3 separate regions of the Homo sapiens genome follow, and regions 2 and 3 are each linked to region 1. A link is a contact called in ENCODE Hi-C or POLR2A ChIA-PET data. All regions are on one chromosome and are shown on one strand. Each heading gives the region's core, a stretch centred on a gene start or an enhancer-like site at or near the end of the contact. The rest is flanking DNA. Distances are from core to core; before and after follow the strand shown.

The links. A loop is a pair of places that touch in the nucleus more often than their neighbours do. ChIA-PET counts read pairs that join two places held with the same protein, here RNA polymerase II (POLR2A). Pooled maps may share reads with other maps.
Region 2: a loop to region 1 is called in a pooled map, with 9 times the contacts of the local background. The contact joins the promoter of ZNF865 here to the promoter of ZNF837 in region 1. A Hi-C loop is called at or near these places in 9 of 50 pooled maps. POLR2A ChIA-PET finds 5 or more read pairs at or near these places in 2 of 52 experiments (HEK293 and PC-9).
Region 3: a loop to region 1 is called in a map with no recorded cell type, with 7 times the contacts of the local background. The contact joins the promoter of ZNF579 here to the promoter of ZNF837 in region 1. A Hi-C loop is called at or near these places in 1 of 37 single-sample maps with no recorded cell type and 6 of 50 pooled maps. POLR2A ChIA-PET finds 5 or more read pairs at or near these places in 1 of 52 experiments (PC-9).

The regions. Positions count from the first base shown.
Region 1 is chr19:58,379,248-58,382,374 of GRCh38, reverse strand. ZNF837 (zinc finger protein 837) reads left to right here and starts at 1,345. Exons shown (of 3, transcript NM_138466.2): 1 at 1,345-1,434. RefSeq lists a silencer at 1,084-1,593 and enhancers at 1,944-2,003, 1,538-2,079, 2,034-2,263, 2,080-2,621.
Region 2 is chr19:55,604,388-55,607,352 of GRCh38, reverse strand. ZNF865 (zinc finger protein 865) reads right to left here and starts at 1,706. Exons shown (of 2, transcript NM_001195605.2): 1 at 1,621-1,706. RefSeq lists a silencer at 1,438-1,937 and enhancers at 1,981-2,532, 2,533-2,965.
Region 3 is chr19:55,578,650-55,582,103 of GRCh38, reverse strand. It overlaps ZNF579 (zinc finger protein 579), which reads left to right and starts at 1,256. Exons shown (of 2, transcript NM_152600.3): 1 at 1,256-1,309; 2 at 2,463-3,454. The coding sequence starts at 2,465. RefSeq lists silencers at 1-201, 913-1,052.

The DNA.
Region 1 (3,127 bases), core at 96-2,595:
GTAAGCCCTGAGTTTTGTACTTGGGCAGGGAGATAGACCTCCTGACAAGGCTTTCGATGTGCAGACACCCAAAGGATGGAGAAAGGGAGTGGAACAGTCCCAGCATCCCTGAAGCAGATGCAGTGGAGGCAGAAAGGTGGGGCAAACTGGGTCGTTACATGCAATATATGTGCTGGACTGGCCAACAAAATTAGATGTCCCTATTGAGGGCAGGAGCCACACAATAGATGGGGGCAAGAGCTGGGGGTTACAAATGGGTAGGAGGCGTGACCAGTTCATCCTACCTGGGAGGGCCCGTAGAGTCAGCAACACCCAAAGGGGCTGGGGAGGCTGTGGTTCCCCAATGGGGCCGCACGTGTTAGAATCAACTAGGAGCCGGACTAGGGGCCTGGCGCAGTGGCTCAAGCCTGTACTCCCAGCACTCTGGAAGGCTGAGACACGAGGATCGCTTGAGCCCAGGAGTTCCAGACCAGTCTGGGCAACATATGGAGACCCTATCTCTAAAATAAATAAATAAATAAAAATAAAAAAACTATCCAGGCATGGTGGCTCCCACCTATAGTCCCAGCTATTCGGGAGGGTGAGGTGGGAGGGTCGCTTCAGTACAGGAGTTCGAGACCAGCCTGGGCGACATAGTGGGAGGAGGAAGGGAGGGGGAGAAGGAGGGGGAGGGAGAGAAGAAAGAAAATTAGCCGGGCGTGGTGGCGCGCGCCCCTGTTAACAGCTACTCTGGAGGCTGAAGTAGGAGGATCGCTTGAGCTCAGGAGGTCGAGGCTGCAGTGAACCGTGATGGTGTCACTGCATTAGCCTGGGCGACAGAGCGAGACCCCGTCTCAAAAAAGCAAACCAAAAAAAATACAAAAAAATAGACTTAACTGAGGAGTTTTGACGCGCATATGCTCGGGCCCAGTCCCAGATTCTGATGTTATCGGTCTGACTCGCAACGCGCTCACCAAGACACTTCAGAGCTCCCCAGGTGCTTCCCAGCCCAACTCTCCCACCCGAGGGGAGCCTGCGAACCGCAAGTCGGTTCCGGGTTGGGACCTCTTAGAAATCAGATTGGGAGAGGAGGCTATCAATCATAATCATGACCAGTCACCCGCTTTCACGAGAAGGAATGGGCGGGACCCTACGTCCCCGTCCAGAACGCCGTTTCTTTGGCGACGACTTAGGTCCACGCCCCGCCTTTTAGGTGTAGCCGGCCTCTGTTTCTATGATAACCGAAGCCCAAGCCTCTCCCTACACCGCTTTCTCCGCAGCGTCAAAGCGGGACATGACGGGACTACGTTTCCCAGCAGTCCCCGCGCGGGTTCCCGCCTGCGCTTGCTGTGGCCCGGGTCCCTCAGTGCCGCGGCGGCCCGGAGGTGGCGGGAGGACGGCTCCGCGCTGCATGCGGGGCGGGGACCAGGGACCCGTGCGGGCCGCCTCCAGAGAGTAAGTGGCATTCTGCGCGGACCCGCAACCTCGGCCTGCGAGGCGGGGACCTCCCGGCGCATAGCGCGGCCACCACCCCAGTCCCCTCTCCACCTCCGCGCGCGGGGTCCGGGGCAGAGGCGTGACGCCGCGCACTTCCGGTCCTCGCGCTCCGGGTCCGGACCGGCCACACAGCACTCGCGACCTTGAGTTCCGGGCGGGACGGGCTTCTGTAGTTCTGGCCCCCGCGTTTCCGTGCTGGGTGTCATTGAAGCCCGCGAGGGGAGGCTCCAGGCCCGGGACCCATCCTGGCGGCCTGCGGCTCTCGGAGTCAAGCCCACCTGCTAGCCGAGGCCGACGCCGGCCTCCCTACCGTCTCTGCCCCCGCATCCTGGCCTTTGCACTTTGCTCTTTCCTTGTCTGCAGACCGGTTTCATGCCCCCTCTTCACAGAGGCCCGAAGAATCCGCTGCCTCCCTCCCTGGCGCCCTCGCGCTGCTCCCTGTCTGATGTTCTTCACGTCTTTTTCTCTCTTAAACGGTCTCTTGTTCATTTCTTCTTGTCTGCGGTCCCCTCCTTCACTCACTATTAGAGCAGGATGCAGCACCGTTTGGCCCTGACACAGTGGATGTCCTGCGAGGGTTGAAGCTTGCTAATCCTTGAGGGTGGAGGCACTGTCGGGAGGACAGACACAGAAGGGAGCTGTGCCTGCACTCAGAGGACATTTCTTCTGCTGTACAGTGCATGATGCACTGTTCTTCCCATTGCGTGCACAGTGTAGAATTGGACATAGGGGCTAGAGTCTGTGTCCCCTGGGACTGTCAGTGTGGGTGAGGTTGGTCTGTGGCTCAGAGAGGTGGAGCCACGCTGAGCTGGGCACTAGCCTGTGTCCTCCACACCTCAGAGCCACCAACGTTGACTTCCCTGCACATTCTGTTTTTGTTGTTGTTGTTGTTGTTGTTGTTTTGAGACGGAGTTTCGCTCTTGTTGCCCAGGCTGGAGTGCAGTGGCGCGATCTCGGCTCACTGCAACCTCCGCCTCCCGGGTTCAAGCGATTCTCCAGCCTCAGCCTCCCGAGTAGCTGGGATTACAGGCATGCACCACCGTGCCTGGCGACTTCCCTGCACATTCTCTTGGGCAAATAAGACCTCATTGTGCCGTGTGCAACCTCCATGAGGATGTTGAACCTCACTAGCTTTCCTGTGTGTGCTGTTGCTCTGCAGTTCTGCAGGGCTCAGCCTTGGCCACGTTAACCTCTCAGTCCCCCTAAATTGGTAACTCTGCATCCTGTTCCCAACACCAGAAGCCCTAAGGACAACTAGAAAGGCTGGGCGAGCACCCAGGTGCAAGCATGCTCACCTGGGGCAGGTGGGAGGTCACTGTAAGAACAGCCTGGGAGAGCTGTAATGCACCATCAAGGACGGGCTCCTGGGACCTGGGACCCAGAGCCTCGATTGTGTTTGCTGTGCTCAGCCTCAGATCATGGGTCCATGGCTGGAATGCCACCCACCTACAGGTGGGATAGTTGGACAGTGCATCCTGGGAGCAGATCAAGGAGACGAAGAGACTCGGCCATGGTCCACAGCTCCCACCTGCTGTGTCTGGTGCTGGGAGGCAGGTTCTTGTTGCAGCAGAGGAGCCACCCCTGGGAGCAGGGCATCTGGGGACCAATCCGAAGATGCTGTTAGCACATGGCTAGCAGGTGCCCCTCAGCC
Region 2 (2,965 bases), core at 457-2,956, 2.8 Mb after region 1:
GCTGGGATTACAGGCATGAGCCACCTCGCCTGGCCTGTATTTTGTCTTTTAATCATCTGCCCCCTCAACTAGCATATCCACTCCATGAGGACAGGGATTCTTGTCTATTTTGTTCTCTGTTGTACCCCCAATGTAAAGTAGGTGCTCATTAAACAGTTGTTCAACCAGTGTTTACGAATGAACGTATGAATGAATGAAGAACATTCTGGGCTCGGTAGAGCTGACAAAGGCTAGATAATTTATCCCAGTGCCCTCACCTCCAAAGCCTTTTGAGACCAAAGCTTCCTTCCTCTTGTTCTTGCCTTCAAATCTTCCACTCCACCCTCACCGGCCTCCCCTGCTGCTCCTCCACTCACCGTGCTCACCGCCACTTCAGGGCCTTTGCACTTGTTGTTCTTGCTGCCTGCTCACCCAGATCTTTGCATGGCTAAGCTGCCACTTGTAATTCAGCTTTCACCTCTAAAGTAGTTCATCAGGCTCTCAGAGAACCCACAAAACCCCGTGTATCTTTGTCGACTCGTGTCTGATCAACTAGACTGTGAGACCCCGCACAGTGAGAACACTGTGTGTATCGACCCCCTTCGTGGCTGTATATTATACCCTTCAGCTAGAATAGTGAATATGCGTTCAACGCAGAAGGAATGCCTACGAGAAAAGAAGTCACACCCTAGTGAAGTCCAGGGTCTTCCCTAGGGAGTCCAGGACGATAGCCTGAGAGCTGGGTGAGAAGCTGCAGGTCAGGGCAACAGTTGTTCACGCCATAGGAAGAGGATGAGGCACATTCTGGGAAGGAAGGCTTCACCGCCTCACTGCGGGACACTGTTCTGTGGCAGAAGTAATGAAGACGGGCTGACCGCGATGAGGGTGGGGTGAGAGGAGGTACGGGAGTATGTCATGGGAGCCTGGAGCTAAGCAGGCGGATATTTCTACCTGAGGCGGGAGAGGATGTGAGTGTGAAGGAACTCTAGAGGGAGCTGTGCCGCTGCGATGGGGGGGTGGCTTTGAAAGGGGCATTCTTAAGGGGAATCACTGGAGGACCTGCAGAAGGGAAAAAGGCATTCTTGGTGCTGACCAGAATAGAAAGTATTTTCACACCCACGAAGGGGCGTTCTGCTGGGGAGGGAGGTGGTCAGGGCCATTGGGGGCTGTTGCTGTATGGACAGAGATAACGGGGGACAGTTCTGCTGCAAGGCACTAAGGAAACACTCTGGGGAGAATTATATAGAGGATACTAATAAGAGGGTTCACGAGCAGCTGCCCTACATGGGGAGGGGCAATGCTGATGGCATCTGGAGGCTGACCTGGAGGAAGCAATGACGGGGAGCGCTATGTGGAGGGGATCCTACGAGGAGGTATCATTTGGGGGCCCTGGCAGCCGTTTAGGGGATCGCCACGAATGAAAGCGCTTTGGCAGCCATCCTAGCTGGGGGCGTTCATGGGGGAGCTATCTGCAGTGATCCTACCGGGGAGCAGTGATTGGGGGTCCCTTGGCAAGGGCCCGGCGGGAGCTGCACTGACTTGCTAGGGGTTGGGGGACGTTCTGGGGACCACAGCGGGCCAGGGCGGGGCCCCCCGCCCCCGCTGCACCCGGGCCCCCGGGCCACGCACCCCGTCACTCACCGGCGCCGGGGTCTCCGCCGGGAGGAGGCCGAGGAGGCGGAGGAGGCGCCGCCGCTCCGGGGAGACCCGAGGGCCCGACCGGAAGTGCCGCCCCCTCCCCCCTCCCCGGCAGCCCCGCACCGCCCGCCTGCCCGCCCGCCCGGAAGCGGAAGTCGCGCCCGTTCCCGAGGCGCCGGCGTGGAGGATCGGAAAGAGGAGGCGGTGGCGGGGACCAGGAGGGGGGAAATGCGCTTGCGCACTGACTCGGGGACGCGAGCAGTGAAAGCCCGGGCCGATTCCGGTGGGCGAACTGAGCCAGGTGCGCCTGCGCTTTGAATGCCCGCCTCTTCTACGGGAACCCCGCGACACGCTCTGGGCGTCCGGTTAAGCCACACCTCCGGCTCGGGTCTCACACTGAAGCCCCGCCCCCTGGCCCTGAACCACGCCCATCTCACAGCGTGATTATAAGCCCCCTACTGCCTCAAAGTCTGTCTTCGTCCCCTCGCCCTCATGCAGTTTCTCCTGTTCTTCCCCCTCTCCAAGCTCCCACTCTCTGGAACTTCACCCCTCCCTAGGCCCCGCCCCCTCCATCCAAGCCCCGCCCCTTCACCCCATAGCATTTAAGTTGCACCTCGTGACTTTTGAGTGCCTCCCACCTCTAAAGCATTCTTTTAAATCGGTGGTTGTCAAGGATAGTTGGGAGGCCAGCAGCATCCGGCTGCCTGCTCAGACCATGCGGAATAGAAGCCCTGGGGTTGGGGGTCTAGGGATCCGTGTTTTGAAATACTCTGATTCTGCTGCATGCTGGTCAAGAGCCATGGATTTACCACACTTGACACTGCCCGCTCATATAATCGCTATAATCCCGGCTCCCAACTCAGCCCCATCCCAAACAGCCAAACCCAGACCCATTCAGCCCCTCCTGCTAAGCTTCCACTCTCCCAGGAACTTCCCTTAGATTAAGTACTTCCTTCTCTCCCCATCGCCTCCATAGCAGTCGTGCGCCCCCATCAGCACCTTCTAAGTCCCACCTCCAATACCCTGTTCCCTCAGAGTTTCTCCTTTAAGCCCCGGCCCCCGGCCCTCGGCCCTGAACCACGCCCACCTCAGAGCTGAATTATTATAAGCTCCGCCCCTCACCTTAAAATCCGTTCTCTTGGCCTGGCGTGGTGGCTCACGCCTGTAATCCCAGCACTTTGGGAGGCCAAGGCAGGCGGATTGCTTGAGCACAGGAGTTCAAGACCAGCCTGGGCAATATGGCAAAACCCCGTCTCTACAAAAAAAAAAAATACAAAAATTAGGCTGGACGCGGTGGCTCACGCCTGTAATCCCAGCACTTTGGGAGGCCGAGGCGGGTGGATCACGA
Region 3 (3,454 bases), core at 7-2,506, 2.8 Mb after region 1:
TGATTTATTACTCAGCTCTCCTACAGATGGGTGTTTAGATTGGTTTCAGCTGTTTGCAGTGATGTGCAGTACTGCAATGATTAACCTGGTGCAGACATTATTTTGTGCAGTTCCGAGTAGATGCCTCTGAAGAATAAATTCCTGGAATTGCTGGCTCGGTAAGAATGTTCCAGGTTCTACTTGCCCCAGCCGTGTATGAAAGGACCTGTTTGCTCGCACTCTCATTAGCACTGTTTGGCAGGAATGTAACCTTAAACAAACAGCGTCAAGCTGTGGGTATACTCCTGCAAAATGCCTTTTCTGCTCCAGAATAGGTTTCTGAGATGTCGCCAGGTTGGTTTCATTCTGCCAATTTCAGCTGAAACATTGCTGCCTCCAGGAAGACCTCAGGAATCACCTCCTCCCAGTGTGAGCTCAGCTCAGTGCCTTCTGTTCTCTGCATTCCCATAGCAGTTCCCTGCCTCGGAGCACACGTTCCCCCACATGCACTCCAGCGTGATTGATCCGTATCTATCTGCCTTCCCCATCAGACAGTGAGCTCCGGTTTTTGCCACTGTGACTCCAGCACCAAGGACAGCACCAGCCCATAGTAGGTGCTCAGTAAACATTGGCTGCTAAGGTCCCAGTGAATATGCGTATATGTAGACAAATATATGCAGGCTGGCCCGTAGTAGATATTCAGTAAATATTGGTCGCTTAGGGTTGAATGAGTATATGCAGGGGCTTTCACAAAGGGGGAAACCGAGGCTCGAAGTGGGAGAATCCTTCACCCAGACAGCCAAGGGAAGGCTGGAGCCAGGTTCTGATCCAGAGTGCCAGTACTTCCTGAAGCCTCTGTCACTGATTCATTCATCTTCCTCCCCCGGCCACTCCCCTGGCCTGACACAGTGCCTGGCACAGACAGGACCTGATAAATGTGTATTTGTTGAAGGAATGAATGAATATGTGTGTGTGCATGTTGGGGAGCCGGGAGTAGCTGGACCCAGTGTTCCAGGCCCTCAGCACCCTCCGCCCTCTGGGAGCCCGGGGGACAGGCCCCCAGCCCCCTCCCCTCACAGGACCCTGTAGTGCAAGCTGCCTTCCCTCCCCTCTCCAGGTCCCCCGTCCTCCCGCTTCCGGCTTCCCAGCCAGTCTTTCCTCTTTCAGGCTCCGAGGAAAGGCCAGGTTTCCGGGGGGAAGGCTTAGGCAGTGACACCGAGCCCAGCCTCCTCCTCCACCCCCCACCACGCTCAGGCCCCCCTCCCTCCCCGCCACCACCGTCCGCGTTTGGCCGGCCGTGGGGAAGGAAGAAAGGAGCCAAGGAGGCGAGGTAAGAACCCAGCCCCAGCGACCAGGACCAAGCCCCAGGCCCAGGGCTGAGAAATCCTCAAGGCCTCGACCCGGCCCCAATTCTGCTGATCATGCCTTCGGGGAGCTGCAGGCTTGGCCCGGAGGAGATCGGCCCCCCTCTAGGACCTGGGACCCCCGACCCCCACCAGCCTCCCTCCCGAGTCCAGGGGTCCGGCCCTCAGTCGCCTCCTCCCTGGGGATTCCCGGCAGCTGGGTCCCCAGCCCCCGCCTCCCCCTTGTCCTGGGAGCCCAGCCCCCTCCCCAGCCCCTCCTCCACCGGGACCCAGGAATCCACACCTCCTCCATACCAGAGTCCAGATTCCCCAATCCGTCATGACCTGGACCCAGGAGTCTCAATCCCCAGCTCCCATCCCCATCAGTCCCAAGAGTCTGGGCCCCTAGCCCCCTCCCAACTCAGACCAGAAGTCTGAACCCTCCTACTCCCCGACCTCTCCCAGCCCCTGGCATCTGAGAACACACTCTATTTCCGGGGCCTACCGGCTTCAAATCCCACCCCCTCCACTCAGGCCCCATGGGCTGTGTCCCAGCCCCTCCCAAAACGTTCAGCCTGGCCGGGGGACCTGGAGCAGAAGCGGTTCGCTGACTTTGTCCCCCTCCGTGCCTCTGCCCAGTTCACTCCCTCTGTGTCTCTGTCTCCCTGTCTCTCCGGCCCCCAACCCGCCACTGCTCTTCTGATCTCTGCTCTTGCACTATCTCTGCCTCTGGTTCTCCAAGTCTCTTTGTTTCCTCTTCTCTGTGTCTCTGTCTCTCTGCTGGGTGTTCCTCACTCTCCTCTGTCTCTTCTCTGCTCTGCCTTTCACCATCCTGTCTTTCTGCGACTCCTGGTCTCTGTCTGTCCATCCCCACTTCTCTGTGTCTCCCATCTCTGCCTTCTCCTGTCTCTATTCCCTGCTCTGTCGCTCTGTCTCTGATCTCTCTCCTCCTGTCTCTCCATCTCTGGCCTCCCCTCGGTGTCTCTCATCTTTGTCTCTGTCTCATATCTCTCTCCTGGCTAAATACCTGACCCTCTCTGCCTCTCCATCTCTGACTGTCTCTGCTTCTCTTTCTGCCACACCCCACGCACCTCTTTTTATCTCTGCCCCGCTTCCCATCTCTCCCCTCTCTCCCCACAGGCATGGATCCGCAGCCTCCTCCACCCGCCCAGGGCAGCCCACCTCACCGTGGCCGAGGCCGGGGCCGTGGCCGAGGCCGTGGTCGGGGCCGTGGCCGTGGCAGGGGGGGCGCTGGAGCCCCTAGGGCGCCCCTGCCCTGCCCCACCTGCGGCCGCCTCTTCCGTTTCCCCTACTACCTCTCCCGGCACCGGCTGAGCCACTCGGGGCTCCGGCCCCACGCCTGCCCGCTGTGCCCCAAGGCCTTCCGCCGGCCGGCCCACCTTTCCCGCCACCTGCGCGGCCACGGGCCCCAGCCCCCGCTGCGCTGCGCCGCCTGCCCCCGCACCTTCCCAGAACCGGCCCAGCTCAGGCGCCACCTGGCTCAGGAGCACGCGGGCGGCGAGGTCGAGCTGGCCATCGAGAGGGTGGCCAAGGAGACGGCCGAACCCAGCTGGGGCCCGCAGGACGAGGGCTCGGAGCCGCCCACCACCGCTGCAGCAGGGGCCACGGAGGAGGAGGCGGTCGCAGCGTGGCCTGAGACGTGGCCTGCGGGGGAGCCTTCCACGCTGGCTGCGCCCACCAGCGCCGCGGAGCCCCGGGAGTCGGAGTCGGAGGAGGCCGAGGCCGGGGCAGCAGAGCTGAGGGCCGAGCTGGCGCTGGCGGCCGGGCGGCAGGAGGAGAAACAGGTCCTGCTCCAGGCAGACTGGACGCTGCTGTGTCTGCGCTGCCGCGAAGCCTTCGCCACCAAGGGCGAGCTCAAGGCGCACCCGTGTCTGCGCCCCGAGGGCGAACAGGAAGGGGAAGGGGGGCCCCCGCCACGCCCCAAGCGACACCAGTGCTCCATCTGCCTCAAGGCCTTCGCCAGGCCCTGGTCCCTGTCGCGCCACCGGCTGGTCCACTCCACCGACCGCCCTTTCGTGTGCCCAGACTGCGGCCTGGCCTTCCGCCTCGCCTCCTACCTCCGCCAGCACCGCCGCGTCCACGGCCCCCTCAGCCTGCTGGCCCCGCTGCCC